Linked DNA regions of Homo sapiens: region 1 is linked to region 2. Evidence: chromatin loops called from intact Hi-C (ENCODE). Cell type or tissue: mammary epithelial cell. All regions are shown on one strand. Each heading gives the region's core, and the rest is flanking DNA. Links, peaks and the distances in the headings are about the cores only. Region 1 overlaps TANC2 (tetratricopeptide repeat, ankyrin repeat and coiled-coil containing 2). Region 2 holds the start of MARCHF10-AS1 (MARCHF10 antisense RNA 1).

Region 1 (8,332 bases), core at 122-8,121, 490 kb before region 2:
CACCTGTAACAAGAAGGCATTGAAGAACATGAATCTTTCAAAATAAAATGGTCTAGTTCTGCAACTATTTGTACATTCACTTTGGTCATTTCTTTAGTTTTCACATTTTAACTCAAAAATTACAAAGTTATGAGGTTTTTCTTGGACTACTCACTCCCAATATAAATTCGCTTCCAAGTAAAAAATTTACACGAATCAAATAAAAATGAGCCAGGGAACTCAAAATGATTATAAATGTGAGGCAGAAAAAAAATTTTACCTAAAATGAGTATCTGTTTATGTTAGGTTGACTTACCGTCCATATTTATTCAGGCTTTGTTCTAAATTCAGAGCATTTAATCTCACCTTGTAACAATCCACAGTAGCACAGATTTTAAAGGACTTTACAAAAATCTTTTTATGGGGTCAGATATATCCATTAGCATTACAAGCATTAACTGAAGTGTCATACGGTTTGATGCCAAAACAACAGCATCACAAAACACAATCATATCCTATTATTTAGGATATTCAGTATTACACAGTAAACCACTCCAAATGCTAAGAAGGTAAGATCTGCATTGTTATTATTCCATTTAACATTTATATCAACTTCTCTAATAAAGTCACAAGCTGGGGGTCAGAGATAGGGTATATGTGTATTTTTGTGTATTAGTACTGAACTCAAGTTCCATCTGTGAAAAATCTCTACAAAACTCTCACTGAATGTATGTCAAGGTAGAAAAACAAGGCTCTATTTTTCCTCTCCTATTATCCTCCCAGAGGCAACATAAATAGATTTCTTTGCCACAGAACAGAAATAAGAGAATCAGTAGGGTTATTTTTATGTTATAAACATTTAGATAACTTATTTTTTTCTCAAGAACAATTGAAAGCTTCTTATTCCTTGATAAAATGAAAAGGCAAAACTGGTCTCTTCAAATTAATGAGTAACACTTTCCTCCCTCCTAAAGGTTAAACTAACTAATCTTTTGCAAATTTTTCTCATTGTAGATTCCAGACCTCTAGATATTCTGGGGCTCTATTTCACTGTCTCCTACAAAGTTACTCTGATAATAAGTGTTTCCTATGTACATGGTTAACAACAGATACGAGAATTTATACAACACGGAGATATAGTCATTGACTTTGAAAAGTTTATAATCTATATGGAAAATAAGAGTATATATTTATTTAGCATATACTTACATAATGCTTATGATGTACAAGTCACTAGTGTAAACACTTTACATATATTAGCTTAACCTTCATAACTTTAGATTCCACTTTCTAAGGTAGAAATTATTACCCTCATTTTACAGATGAGAAAATAGAGGCACAGATACATTAAATTATTTGCTCAAAGTAATAAAACCAGTAAATGGCAGAGCCAGGATTAGAACTTGAGCTCCCTGACTCCAGAATCTATGCTCCCAATGAGCACAACACAGTGTCTTCCTCACTGGAAAGAAATATTACAAATGGTGAGAATGTCTGAATAAGAGATAACTTGTAATAATAGGCATATTGCTCATAGCATGTTAATCTCAATAATCTTAACAAAGCATGTTGTAAACACTAAGTAAGGTAATCGAATGGAGGTTCTTAAGAGACAGATAACTGCAACCCTTTCTACATTACTACTTTCAGTACTTCCAAGTACTAATGCAGAAAGAAGTTCAAGAATTCTTCTGTGAGTGGCTATATTAGATACTGCTACCACACCAGGTCCTTTTCATCTGGTTTGACTGGTATTTTTTAAACCTTGCTAAATCTACTTTTTCTTTCCTATTTACTTACCTCGTCTCAAAATATCATTTGAGGATGACATTAATATATTATCTGTCGTGCACTCTATAACGAAAGAAATCCGATACCAGGTTATGATACGAAAAAACTATCTTTGGCAATTACATTTGTTTTGAACTTTTCTTATTTGTTGATCTTGAGTAAAATTTTACACATTATGAAAGGCCTAGTAGATGAATTAGTGGGGGCTTCTCAAATAACAGACAGGGACCTAATTGCGAATCCCTCCATCTTAAGTCTTAGATTATCAACGGCTGCCTCTGTCTCCTCTTCCTGAAAGTATGCCAGGATTTCTGGTGGAATAAAGTAGAAACAGTAGAGGCACTTCCTTTCTGGTTTCTAGATTACAGACTTAACTGTCAGTAACCTCTTCCCTATTCCACTTTCATTTCCTATTTTAAAATAAATTAAAAATAGTTACTTCTGAAAACAAACAAGGGTGGGGCCAGGCGCGGTGGCTCATGCTTGAAATCCCAGCACTTTGGGATGCCGAGGCAGGTTGATCACTTGAGCCCAGGAGTTCAAGACCAGCCTGGGCAACGTGGTGAAACCCCGTCTCTGCAAAAAATACAAAAATTGGCTGGGTGTGGTGGCGCGCGCCTGTGGTCCCAGCTACTTAGGAGACTGAGGCAGGAGAACTGCTTGAACCCAGGAGGCCGAGGTAGCAGTTAGCCATGATCATGTCACTGCACTCCAGCCTGGGCAACAGAGCAAGATCCTGTCTGAAAAATAAATAATATATTTTTTTAAAAGGTGGGAATATCTGAAATATATTTTGAAGTTGCTCTGTAGGACCAGATGAACAGCTTCTCACTTGCAGGAATTTATTAGTTTGGTGCAAAAGTAATTGAGGTTTTTGCCATTATGGCACCATTAAAGGTAATGGCAAAAACCACAATTACTTTTGCACCAACATAATAGTGTATTCAAATACTGTATGTTGAAACACAAAGCCAGGTCCTCCCCTCCAAACCATTTCATTTAAAATATGCTTAAAATGTCACCAGGTCACGCATTTTCATTTTTTTCCTACTTAGTGTACGTTGATTCTGCATTCTTCCTTAAATACTACCATTTTTCTTCCCTTTTTGTTTCATTTCTACTTCCCACTTGCAAGTAACTGCTACGATAAAACCTCTCTGCCTGCAAAATGAAAATTTACCAGGAGAAAAAAGTCTGGCCAGTGGAATAAAGATAGCCTTTTTCCCCCTCATTACAATTAACAATAGGGCCATTTGAAGATCACTAAAAGGGAGGATTTAATGGAAATAGTGGTAGCTTAAGAGAGAGAAATCAGTGCTAAATTATCAGGGTTATTGGGTTCTTAATTTTTAAGAACAGAGAAAGTGATTTAAAAAAATTTAAGAAAATTCTTTGACATACTTTAAAGATTGTCTGGTCTTTGGAGGCAATGTGTATTTTAGAATGAGTTTCATCCATATTGTGTGTATCAAATCTTCTTTTTTTGCAGGGGGGAGGGTGCATTATGGTTTTCCATGTTCATGGTTTGGAAGACAATTTTGTTATGATATCAATACTCCCCAAATCAATCTACCAATTTAATGCAATCCTTATCAAAATTCCAGCTGCTTGCTTACTCGCTTCCTTTCCTTCTTCCCTTATTTTTGCAGAAATTGACCAGCTGATCATAAAAATTATATGGAAATATAAGGGGCCCAAAATTAAAAAACAACCTTTAAAAAGAAGAACAGAGTTGGAAGACTCACATTTCCTATTTTCAAAATTTATTACAACGCAACATTAATCAAGGCAGTATGGTACTGGCATCAGAATAGACCAATGAAATAAAGAGTCCAGAAATAATACTCTTACATTATGGTCAATTGATCTTTTTTTTTCTTTTCTAGGACAGGGTCTCGCTCTGTTGCCCAGGCTGGAATGCAGTGGTACAACCATGGCTCACTGCAGCCTCGACCTCCTGGGCTCAAGCAATCCTCTTGCCTCAGCCTCCTGAGTAGCTAGGGCTACAGGTATGCACTGCCATGCCTGGATAATTTTTTTAAAAATTTTTTTGTAGAGATGGTGCCTCATTATGTTGCCCAGGCTGGTCTTGAACTCCTGGGCTTAAGCAATCCTCCCACTTCACCCTCCCAAAGTGCTAAAATTACAGGCATGAGTCACCATTCCTGCCTTGGCCAAATGATTTTTAACAAGGATGCAATGACAATTCAATGGGAAAAAATAATCTCTTCAACGGTGTTGGGACAACTGGATAACCACAAACAAAGGTATGAAGATGAAGCCCTACCTCATATATCAAAATTAACTAAAAATGTATTGTGGACCTAAATGTATAAGCTAAAACTATAAAACTCTTAGAAGAAAACATGGTAGTAAACTTTGTGACCTTTGGTTAGGCAATGATTTCTTAGATATGACACTAAAAGCACAAGTGACAAAAGGAAAAACAGATAAATCAGACTTCATCAATATTAAGAAGTGTCATGCTTCAAAGGATACCATCAAGAGAGTGAAAAGACAACCCACTAAATGGGAGAAAATATATGTGAATCATGTGTTCAAGGGACTTGAACCCAGACTACATAAAGAACTCCTACTACTCAACCATAAAAAGGCAAATAAATGAATTAGAACATAGGCAAAATACTGGAATAGACATTTCACCAAAGAGGGTATACAAATGGTCAATAAGTACATGAAAGGATGTTTGACATAATTAGTCATTAAGGGAAATGCAAATCAAAACCACAAGGAGATATCAAGTTATATCCACTAGGATGGGTAAAACAAAAAAGACAAGCAATAAGAAATAGTGAAATTTATTGGAACCTTCATACAATAATGGTAGCAATGTAAAATTGTGCAGACACTTTGAAAATAGTTTGGCAGTTCCTCAAGATGTTACACATAGAGTTACCATGTGACTCAGCAGATCTACTCCTAGGCATATACCCAAAAGAACTGAAAACACACATCAACTTGTACATGAATGGTCATAGCAGTGTTATTCATAACAGTCAAAAATAGAACCCCACTGTCCCTCAAATGGTGAATGGATAAATAAAATGTCATATATTCCCATTAGGGAACATTTGGCCATGAAAAAAAAAGAAATACTGATACATGCCATAAAATGAAAGAACACTCACTGAAAGTATTGTGCTAAGAAAATCAGACACAAAAGACTACATATTGTGTGATTCCAATCATATGAAATGTCTGGAATAGGCAAATCTGTGGAAATAAAAAGTAGACAAGCCATTGCCTAGGACTGGGTTGTGTGGGGAGTGACTGTGAATGGGCACGGGACATTTTTTTTTGGGGGGGGGTGATAAAAATGCTCTAAAATTAGTGGTGATAGTTACACAAGTCTGTAAATATACTAAAGTATCACTGAGGTGTACATCTTAAAAGGATGTATTTTTTGGTATGTGAATTACATTTCAGTATAGCTGTTATTAATAAATATGAAAACCCCATAACAGTACAGATAGAACCATGTACCCATCACCCAGTTTTCCCAAAGGTAACATTTTACATAACCACAGTGAGTTATATGGGAAAATGACACTGGGAGAATACAATTAACTAGACTACAAACCTTATTCAGATTTTGCCAGTTTTTTTTTTTTTTTTTGGACAGAGTCTCACTCTGTCACCAGGCTGGAGTACAGTGGGGCTCAGCTCACTGCAACCTCCGCCTCCTGGGTTTAAGCAATTCTCCTGCCTCAGCCTCCCCAGTAGCTGGGACTACAGGCGCCCACCACCATGCCCAGCTAATTTTTTGTATTTTTAGTAGAGATGGGGTTTCACCATGTTGGCCAGGATGGTCTTGATCTCTTGACCTCATGATCTGCCCACCTAGGCCTCTCAAAGTGCTGGGACTACGCCACTGCACCCAGCCAGATTTTTTTTTTTTTTTTAAGAGATGGGGTCTCAGCTTTGCTGTCCAGGCTGTTCCGGAACCTCTGAGCTCAGGTGGTCCTCTCAAACTCAGCACCCTCAGCACCCTCAGCATGCTGGGAATACAGGTGCATGTCACCCTGGCCAGCCTGATTTTGTCAGATTTTGCCTGCACTCATTTGTTGTGGTTGGGGTTTTTTGGGTACATTTTGTGTATAGTTCTGTGAATTTCCATGTGGTATCATTTTTCTTTTGCCTGAAGAAATTTCTTAGACATTTCTTGTAGTACAAGTCAACTGGTGATAAAGTCTTCCATTTTTTATATGTTTGAGAAAACCTTCACTTTGCTTTCATTTTTGAAATATGTATTTTTCAGGGTATACCATTCTAGGTTGATAGTGTCTTTGTCTCAGTAATTTAAAGATGCTATTCCTAAATTTGAAAATTAAAGAATTTAAAAAAGGATGCTGCCCCACTTGTCTTCTGTCTTGAATTTTTTTTTCAAAGAGAAGTGTGCTGTCATCTTTGTTTCTCCACTGTCTGTGATTTTTCTGACTGATTTTAATAGTTTTTCCTTTATCATTAGTTTTAAGCAGTTTCATATTGTGTCTTAGTGAAATCTTCATGTTTCTTGTGCTTAGGATTCATTGAACTTCTTGTATCTGTGGGTTTATAGTTTTCATCACACTTAGAACATTTCTTCAAAAAACACATATGTGTATGTGTCTGTATATACACAAACACACACATATATGTATATATATATATAAAAAACATAATTTTTGGTGGTTGTTCTCTCTGGGGCAGATTATAACTTTTATTAGCTATAATAATAGCTAGCTATATATGGCAATTAAGTATACCATTAACCAAATCTGAGTAAGGTCTGTAGTCTAGTTAATTGCACATGCCAGGTACTATTCCTAAGCATTTTACCTATATTAACTAATTTAATCATCAAACTGCCCTACAAGGTAGGCAATATTATCCATACTTTACAAATAACGAAAATAAAGCATACAAAGAATAAGTAACTTACCAAATTCATATGGCTAGTAAGTGGCTGAGCCAGGCAATCTGGCTCTAGACCTCAGGCTCTTTACTCCTAAGTTATACCGTCATCTCCAAGTCCAGTCTCTCACCATATTGCCAGGCATCAGTCCCCAGCTCCCCTCTGCCCACTGAATTTGCTCAAAACTCTCAAAATTTCTCAAGTCATCATATCAATTATTTGACCTATATGTTTGTCTCATCCATGACCATCCAGGTGATATGAAGAGGGTCTCATCTTCATAACACAATACACTCCAATTAAGATATGTCCCTAAACAAAGACAGTACTTTCCTTGAATGGAATTCTGTAACTTCTTTAATAATGACGACAACTTTGAGGTATGAGAAACAGATATCTGGTTGTTGAAAAACAATCTCTGTGAGACTGTGATACACAAAATAAATCATACAGCACTCATGCATTATGCTGATTAAAACTATTTAAATTTGTAGTTCTTGGTTTTATTTTGGCTCTTTGTAAGCAGTGTGTTTACGCATTAGGCTACGCTCCCAGAAATCTGGTTGAGGAATATGTCACCATAAAGACTAAGGGATTATAAGTTTTACATGGAAATGGAAAGATCCAAGAATAGTATAGAAGACTCGAAGAAAGCCCGGGTGCGGTGGCTCACGCCTGTAATCCCAGCACTTTGGGAGGCTGAAGCGGGGGGTGGATCACCTGAGGTCAGGAGTTTGAGACCAGCCTGACCAACATGGTGAAACCCGACTCTACTAAAAATACAAAAAATTAGCCGGGTGTGCTGGCAGGTGCCTGTAATCCCAGCTACTCGGGAGGCTGGGGCAGGAGAATCACTTGTACCTGGGAGGCGGAAGTTGCAGTGAGCCGAGGTTGCGCCATTGCACTCCAGGCTGGGCAACAAGAGTGAGACACTGTCTCAAAAAAAAAAAAAAAAAAAGAGAGAGAGAGAAGGGCATACTGCTTAATATCGAGATTAATATAAAGCTAAAGTAATTAAGACACAGCTAGACAAAAGCATAGATAAAAAGGTGGTCAATGGAACAGAGTTTAAAAATCCAAAAACAGATCTCTCTCTATATATAATCACCTGATTCAGAACAAAAGTTTCACTGCAGTGTTTCAGTAACATGAGAGTGTTTTCAAGTATTGGTGACAGATCAATATGATATCCATATGGAAAAGTAAATCCTGTCCTTAAAAGAATAAGTTTCATATAGATTATAGACCCAAAGGTAAAAAGTGAAGCAATAAGTCTTCTGGAAAACGACCTTTTAGTGTAACTTTATGACCTAGAACTAGGTAAATATTTCTTACAAAGGCCCAAAAGGCAACAACCATTAAGAAAAAAGATTGGCAAAGTCAATCTTTTCACCAAAGACACCATTAAGAAGGTAAAAGGGCAAGCCATAGAGTGAGATAACTACTACAAATCAACAAGAAAGACAATCCAATTAAAAAATAGACAAAAGATCTATACAGGATTTACAAAAGAGAATATCCAAATAGCTAATAAGCACATGTAAAGGTGTTCAATATTATTGGGAAATGCAAATCAAAACTCCAATGAGATACTGCTACACATATACAGTGCAGAATGGCACACAAAACAAACAAAATAGCATCTGA
Region 2 (8,332 bases), core at 237-8,236:
GTGTTCCCACTTCTTTGGGAGCCTGGTGGCAAACCTGCTTCATTATTGCTCTCACCAATGGATCCACCGTGGGGATGATGTTGACCCAGAATCCTGGAGGGTTTGGCAGATGGGCAAGGGTAGGTGTGATGGGAAAGAGTGTTCCATGCAGAGGGAAATGGAAACGCACAGAGACATGGAAAGACCTGCATGTTTGGGGAAAGTCAGGGAGGTGTGTGGCCAGGGAGGGCAGAGAATGAGCCTAAGGTGCAGGCAGGGAGTGGGGCGGGAAGGGTTTGTGAGCGGCTCTGGAGGCCATGGAACAGTTTCCAGCCTGGGATTGGCAGGCCAGGAGATGTGGGTTTTGGGAGGAGAACTTGGGCAGCCACATTGCAGGGGAAAGAAACCAGCCGGGAGGCTGCTGCAATGGCACGGGGTAATAAGGGGGCCCGTGTGGGAGCATCAGACATGGGAAGGACAGGGCTGGGTCTGGGGTGAGGGACAGGCTGGCGGAAGCACTGGATGCTCGCTTCTGCAAGTGGCCGGCAGGAAGCTGGCCTTTCCTCCCATCGGGGAGCATCTCCAGAGAAGACAGGACCCACCAGCCTCACTTTACCCCACCTTTGAGGTGAAGCTAAATGGCCCTGCCTTCCCTCTCCTCCTTCCCTTTCAGCCCCCACACGGAGCACTCCGTTTGTCAGGGCCTGGTCCCCCATCCCCCGTGTCCTGGCTTCCTCCCAGCTCAGGTCTTGTCTCTATCTGATTATTACAACGATCTCCTGGAGCAAGGACCCTACTCTGTCTTCTGCCCCAGGTGTGCCGTTAATGGTGGAAAACTTCAGGCTAGGTGCAGGGGAAGGGAGCCCCGGGGCTGGCCGGAGGGGCAGGTACGATCTAGAAGCCATTCTCAAATCCCCGTTGGTTCATTCACGTGTGAGACTGGATGGACTGTGCCTACCCCAGTTCCTATCCACATCATTTCTACAAAACCGAAAGCTCTTCCCTCCAAGGCCCAGATCAACCCAAAATATGGGAAGCCCAGGTTTGGTCCACAGTCACAAAAACTTCCCACTCACCAAGATGCAGTTTCCTGATGGAACAAGAGTTGATGAGATAGATAACGATCAGCTGGCACAGAATCTAGAGGCAGGTGGAGGTTATCTCAGGAGCCCAGAGAAAACGGAGGCAGTGGCTAGCCCAGTCCTGATGCATAATTTACCAGGCAACCAGGACCTGCTACTCTAGATGAAATTCCATCCTTCCCCTGCCCTCCCTCTCCTTGGGCACAGAAACGGTCCCAGGGACTAAAGCTGCCTCCACACTGGCCAGGCAGTTGCCTCAGTAACAGTGTCCAGCACCCCTTGTTTTGTCCCCCAGCCTGTCACAAAGCCCCTCTTCTTCCTGGGGAAGAGCACCAGGCCCTCTGCACCGGAGCCCACATCCTTGCAGCCTGGCACAATGGGCTCCCACGGAGTACACAGTGTTTCTTATTGTGGCATAAAATGCCATAAAGTCAGAACAAAGAGTGAGCCCAGGGCCTTGATGGGTCTGCTGCTTCCTGCCGCGCAGAGAATACAAGCGATTGTTTCAAAGCCAGTGGTGAGGCAAGTGGCCAATTAGCACGGCCTTCACCCCCACAGCCTGTAAATGTGATTCGGACCATCAGAATGGGATTCTGCTATTCAGATCAATTGCTCAAAGGAAGCGAGTCTGTTCTCGCTGCCAAATTTAGAAGCCCGAGACAGCAAAGGTGACCCAGGTTATGGCTGCAGCTCTCGTCAGGATGAGGCTGAGCCCTGCCAATGCTTAGCACTCACCCAGCCCTCAGCACCTCTGCCCATTTTCCTGCCCCTTTAAAGTGGTGTAAGGGATTCCTAGAACGTTGCTGCGACTAGGAGGTTATACATCTGTTCACAATCGTATTGGAAAAAACAATTCATTTCTCATTGTCTTCTTTCTTGTAGTTGTCAAGAAATTACCCACAACCCAGAACAGAGGAAAATGAAAGTAGGTTTTGGGGGCCAGTCCTGCCATTTTGAGGGTGTTTGCTAAATTACTCTTTTTCTGTGACTGTGTGGAACCAAATGCCATGGAAGGAAGGAATGACCACCACCCAGAGGCAAAAATAACCCCGCAAAGCTTGGGAAAGTCAGCCGCAGCAAACAATCAGGAAGGCGAGGCCAAGTTCACTGGATGCAGAGCAGATAAGAATTTTAATTCATCCTGAACGCAAGGAAAGGCGCCAACAAAGGGAAGAGGTTATCTTCCGGCATGAGATAAGATTTGTTCCTTTTCCTTGCTGGGATTCTCCAGCGTCCAGCACTTGGAGAGTTTGGGGGTTGGTTTTTTTACTGCCAGGATTCCTCTAGGAAAACCCTCCCCAAGCCCTGGCAGGGGCTGTCTGGCCCTTACCTGAAGGGACCACATTCACTCACAAGCTAGTGGCCTTGGTGGATTTGGGGTCTGCTGAATTCAGAGGTTGAACAAAGCAAACAGGTCTCCCAAGAAAGGGCCCTCAAAGCGGGCAAGACGGCTCTCTGCAAACAGGTTCGAGAAAAGCCTTCTCCCTGTTCCTTTTTCCATTAAAAAAAAAAAAAAACGACTGGAGAAAAACGTGCTTAATAAAGCAGGCGGGCTCGAAGTCAGACTCGGGAAGAACTTCATCAGGAGGCAGAATCAACACCGCAGTGAATCCAGCGGTGTGTGACAACTGGGTCCCCAGAGATTCTTCTGGGGGAAAATTTCACAACTGCCTGTCCAAAAGCCCTTAGAACAGTGGCTCCCACATGGGCTTTGCCATCAGAATCACCCGGGAACTCACCAAAAACTCGGTTTCCTGGGCCCCGCCCAGAGATTCCGCTTCAGGCGATGGGGTGGGGCCCTGGAATCGTGTTCACACCGGACCCAGGTGATCCTGACACAGCCGACTGCGGGGGTGCTTTTGAGAACTCCCAGTAGTCCTGCCTGGAAGGCGCGAACCAGCTCAAAGCTGCTCGGGGTGGGGCCCAGATTACGACCCTAGAGAAGCCAATTTATTATTCCGGGCACGCAGCCCTGCGAAGCCGAACTGACCATTTTCAGAGACCCGGAGAGGGCCCTGCTTTCCGCTCTTTTCCACAAAAGGAGCCCGGGAGCCCCAGCCCGGGCGCAACCGCGGGGTCTGGCCGATCCCAGCGCCCCCTCGCGCGGCCACCCCCGACCCCGGCCTCGCCCCCCCGGGCCTCCAGCCTCCGCAGCCGGGAAGGGCGCTGCGAGGTCTTTAAAAGACCTTTGTGTCGCGGGCGCACGCCGCACCTCCGGGGAAAACGCCCTGCGCCTCGGCCCCGCGGCTCCCCGCCGCCGCCCGCCCCGCGCGTCCCAGCCTCCGCCTCGGCGAGGGCCTCCCGCTCCGGAAGGGGCGCGACGGGGAGCCCGGCCTGGTTGCTGCGGCCCCGCGCTCCGTCCAGCCGCGGCCGGGAGGACAGGGCAGCAGGGTCCCGGCGCCGCGCCCAGGCGCCCCCTCCCCAGCCCCGCCCCGGAGACGCCTCGCTTTTCCCGGTCCGGGGAAACCTGCGGCGACCGGGCGCGCCCGCGTGGCTTCCGCTGGGCAGGGGCGACCCCTAGTGCCCAGGGCGAGCCGCGCCGAGCAGGACCGAGCCTTTCCCCGCACACCCTGGAGCCTGGGCTTGGGGCACCCTGGCCTTGAGCCCCGGCCCCAGGGAAGACCGACGTCTCCGGAGGGCAGAAGAACATCCCTAGGGTGGTGCTCCGAAAAGAGTCGCCACGGGAGGCAGGGAACCTGCCGCCCTTCCCTGCTGCTCCGAGGCAAATGGTCCCACAGAGGGAGCGACCCACACTCATTTGTCATCCTTCCTCCGGGAACTGGGACCCGCTGGAGGATCCACCCCATCACCAACCCTCCCCTGCCGCTCTCGGCCCCAAGGTGGAGACAGCCAGTTCTCCCCTGGAGGCCCAGGCCATCTCCACCTGCCCCCAGCTCAGCACACACCCCAGACACGGGTGGGCACAGCCGAGGCCGAGGAGAACCCAGCACAGAGGGACCATCCTGGGGTGCTGACCAGTCGCAGCCTTGGCCTGGCTTCCCGCCAGAGCCGTTCTCAAGACAAGAGCCAGGGTAGCCATTGGCAGAGCCATGGGCACCCAGCCTCCCCCATAGGCCACACTCCCTTGGTCCCCTGGCATCCTGGCATGACTCGCCTGGTTGGCAGCACTTTGTTAATATGGGTTGCCGGAGGTGAGTCACAGCTGTGACCTGCTGCCCTAGCTCGGTTGAGGTACACAGGAGGAAAAGAGGCAAAACATCAGGGCACACCAGGTAGCACAGAGAGGTGCCAGCCTCTTTGTGACTCTGTGGTGCCCATGCCAGCCTGCTGACCAGGCCCCCCTCCCTTGCACGTGAGAACCAAAGCCTCACACAAATGCCACAAGTGAAACCGAGGTTAGGGCAGCTGGGGAGAGTCCCTGGGTGTGCCCAGGAACCAGCACCAGGACAGCTGCTTCCCAGTGGCACAAATAACTTCCCAGTGTCACCAAGACAAGGGGTGGTGGGTCGGTAGTGGGGGCAATACCTCCTGCAGATATGCAAACAGATGAGGACAGGGGCAGGAACAGGGGCGGGTGTGAGGGCCCTTGGCCAAAGGCTGGGCCAGAGCACCTCCCCAAACACCCAGTCAAGGCTACTGGCTTTTGGAGAAAGCGCAGGATGGACGAGGGGATGGGGGCAGCTCAGGGGCTTGGGCTTCCTTGGGTAGAACTGAGAGGGTGAGAGGGTCCAGGTAGGATTGAGGGGATGTCAGTTGCTCCTGCTCCGTGCAACAGTTTCTTCCACAACAGGCAGAAACTTTCTTTCTTTTCTTTTTTCTTTTTTTATTTTTCTTTTTGAGATGGAGTCTCGCTCTGTCACCCAGGCTGAAGTGCAGTGGCACGATCTCGGCTCACTGCAGCCTCTGCCTCCCAAGTTCAAGCGATTCTCCTGCCTCAACCTCCTAAGCAGCTGGGATTACAGACACCCGCCACCACCCCTGGCTAATTTTTTGTATTTTAAGTAGAGATGGGGTTTTGCTATGTTGGCCAGGCTGGTCTCGAACTCCTGACCTCAAGTGATTCGCCGCCCCCCGCCCCCCGCCCCTTGGCCTTCCAAAGCGCTGGGATTACAGGCGTGAGCCACCACGCCTGGCTTAAACTGTTTCTAAATTGTCAGAGAGCATTCACTCAAGCCAAGGGGGAAAGAAACATATTGAGACAAGAGTTTCCCCGAAGAATAAAGGAGACCACCCACCCCCACCAACTCCACCTCCTCCACTGGGACTGCACTGCGTCCCAGTGCCTCTTGCTCTCCCTCCCTTTCCCCGTCCTATCACTTGTCCCTCTGCATCCAGCCATTGATTTCTGAAAGACTCCTGAAACACCTGGGTCCGTTCCCCCTTCCCTGCCAAATTAGGAAGCGGGGGTTCAAGTGGGGCCTTACCCTGAGAGGAAGCAATGGCCCCTGCAGCTATTCAGCCTGAAAACAAGTTCTGCACCAGGCTATGTGGGGACGTGGAGATGACCAAGATGCTGTCTTTGGGGGAAGCTGGTGTGGCTGAAACCCCAATGGGGCAGTCTGTGGATTCCCCGGCCCCAGACTGCAGGTCTCTGTTCCCCACACGGTTCCAGGCACTGTGGCCATGTGGGTGGCTGGGCCTCAGGGATGGGGTGGGAGAAGATGAAGCAGCAGTGCCGTGCCCCCTGTAACAGACCCACGGTCTGCTGCGGCCCTCCAGCCTGAAACACCTTCTTGCCTTCCAGATTCGGAGTTGGGAGATGGAAATGAAGGCAGCATTTCTCAAAGCCAGGTCGTCTAGCAAGGAAGCCAACTGTGGAGCTCGGCGGAGACCTCTCCCGCCAGCCCTTCTTTCTACGTCCCCAAGTGCCTCCCTCCCTCCTCCTCTTTACTGAAACTGAAACCAAAGCGTTCACAGTTAGATTTTCACCTCGTGCCACTCTCTTTTGGGGTCTGGCTTGAGCATCTATGGGCAGCCACAGCGACCAGTCTAGTCCCAGACAGCACAGGTCAAGCAGCGTGGGACTGTGGAGCCCCTGGCAGGCTGGCCTGGTGCTGCCCCCTTAGCCCAGAAGCCCTGCCAGGTCCAGTGGCCTGGGGTCCCACTGCTGAGGGCACCTGCCAGGCCTCACTCCACCCTGAATGGACTCGAGCCATGTATTCATTCAGTAAACTGACATTATTCTCCCAGCTTCGTTCATGTTTATTTCACTTGCCTTGGTCAGAGGCCAAGGGTCTCAAGCTGGAGGGAGAGGGAAGCACATGTCACAGCCCACATCTCACCTCTACTTCTCCCTTGCTCCCACCATCACTGGGGATGCTACATCCTGGGCCCCCATGGGCTGGGGCAGGCTGGATGGTGGCTGCCCCTGTAGGTACCCACTTAGGACCCAACTGGGGTGTGGACTCCACACTTTTTTTCCTGATTGCATCTTAGGGCCCAAAGACCAAGTCAGGACTTGGGGTGGAAGGTCAGAGGGTTAGTGAGAAAATTGTGTGTGCGAGTGTGTTTGAGTACGTGTGTGTGTGTGTGTGTTTTTGTTTAAAAAAAATTGTTTTTTAAGCCAAAAAACAATAAAAGAGCTGGACATGGTGGCTCACACCTGTAATCCCAGCACTTTGGGAAGCCGAGGAGGATGGATCACTTGAGGTCAGGAATTGGAGGCCAGCCTGGCCAACGTGGCAAAACCCTGTCTCTACTAAAAATACCAAAAAAAAAAAAAAAATTAGCTGGGCGTGGTGGTGGACATCTGTAGTCCCAGCTACTTGGGAGGCTGAGGCATGAGATTCACTTGAACCCCTGCAGTAAGCTGAGATCGCACCACTGCACTCCAGCCTGGGCAACAAAGCAAGACTCCACCTCAAAAATAAATAAATAAAAATAAAAGGGCCAGTTATGGTGGCTCATGCCTATAAGCTCAGCACTTTGGGAGGCCAAGGCAGGTAGACCGCTTGAGCCCAGAAGTTTGAAATCAGCCTGGGCCATAGCGAGACCCTGTCTCTACAAAAAAAATTTAAAAATTTGCCATGTGTAGTGGCATACCCTCGTGGGCCCAGCTACTCGGGAGGCTGAGGTAGGAGGATCGCACGAGCCTAGGGGGTCAAGGTTGCAGTGAGCCATGATCGCACCACTGTACTGCAGCCTTGTAGACAAGGCTACAAGACCCTGTCACAAATAATAATAATAATAATAAAAGATGGAGGGGACAAACTACGGTACATGCAAAAATGTTATGCTAAGTGAGAAAAGCCAGACACCAAACACTACATAGTATATGATTCATTTTACACAATTTCTAGAAAAGGCAAAACTAGAGAGACAGCAAGCAGATCAGTAGTTGCTGGGGGCTGGGAAAGGAGCAGGGATTGACTGCAAATAGGGTCCAGGGGACTATTGGGGGTGAGTGAGGTGTTATAAAGCTGCTTTGTGGCAATATTTACACAACTGGATAAATTTGCTAAAGCTCATTGCCTCTATAGATTTTCTAAAAAATGGAGGGAGGGACAGAGAAAGGGCAGAGAGAGGAGAACGAGAGAGAAAGATGAAATGAGGAGGCGGCACTTCTCCCCCCTGCCTTTAAGACTTCTCAGACTAGGAGAGGCCCCTGCTTCCCCGACTCACCCTCTCCTAGGGGTCTCAAAGGATGAGATTTTTGCGGCAAAGGGGTGCCCTGAGCTGAATTAAGGAGTCAATAGGGTTTTAGGAAGGCCAGGCTTGACTCACCTTAAAATCTGGTCCCACTCTTCCGATATGTTCCAGTTAAAGTGATGCAACTCTTGAAAACCAACCAGTAGGTTCGCTGGGCACAGTGGCTCACGCCTGTAATCCCAGCACTGGGAGGCAGAGGTGGGTGGATCACCTGAGGTCGGGAGTTCTAGACCAGCCTGACCAACATGGCGAAAACCCAACTCTACTAAACACAAAAAGAATTAGCCAGGCATAGTGGCACATGCCTGTAAACCCAGCTACTTGGGAGGCCGAGGCAAGAGAATTGCTTGAACCCAGGAGGCGGAGGTTGCAGTGAGCCGAGATTGCGCCATCGCACTCCAGCTTGGGCAACACAGCGAAACTCCATCTCAAAAAAAAAAAAAGAAAGAAAACCAGTAGTAGTTTCAACCAGGCAGCCTAGACCCAAGATCAAAGTTAAGAGCCATTCGAGTCGAAAATATCTCCATGATTTAAATAAAATTCCTAAAACCTCAAGTTCCTCCACTCACAAAAATGGCCTCAAACTCTATGAGAAAATGAGCCTTTTGAACTAAACTTTAAGGTTGACTAAAGATTTGTCCAGGATCCAGTACTGAGGAATG

The links. Hi-C counts contacts between places; a loop is a spot of excess contacts. Peaks named below come from ENCODE experiments on the same cell type or tissue, not always from the same donor. Only the 100,000 strongest peaks of a DNase experiment are listed, where the experiment ranks them.
Region 1: a loop joins it to region 2, with 2.8 times the contacts of the local background. A loop is called at or near these places in 2 of 110 quality-filtered maps.

The regions. Positions count from the first base shown.
Region 1 is chr17:63,185,662-63,193,993 of GRCh38, reverse strand. TANC2 (tetratricopeptide repeat, ankyrin repeat and coiled-coil containing 2) reads right to left here. Exons shown (of 28, transcript NM_001394998.1): 6 at 1-3. Among named protein-coding and RNA genes, the nearest start is that of TANC2, 220 kb to the right of the region's middle. In mammary epithelial cell, for the core only: no CTCF peak of the experiment used is centred there; a DNase peak (open chromatin) is centred at 4,693; H3K27ac peaks cover 280 bases.
Region 2 is chr17:62,699,193-62,707,524 of GRCh38, reverse strand. MARCHF10 (membrane associated ring-CH-type finger 10) reads left to right here. Exons shown (of 11, transcript NM_152598.4): 10 at 1,944-1,986; 11 at 5,767-6,211. The coding sequence ends at 5,822. It overlaps MARCHF10-AS1 (MARCHF10 antisense RNA 1), which reads right to left and starts at 1,319. Exons shown (of 3, transcript NR_147886.1): 1 at 1,056-1,319; 2 at 1-93. RefSeq lists an enhancer at 1,200-1,991 and silencers at 2,854-3,080, 3,259-3,668. In mammary epithelial cell, for the core only: a CTCF peak has its summit at 3,591 (motif pointing left); DNase peaks (open chromatin) are centred at 2,854, 3,604 and 4,184; H3K4me3 peaks cover 3,286 bases; H3K27ac peaks cover 3,163 bases.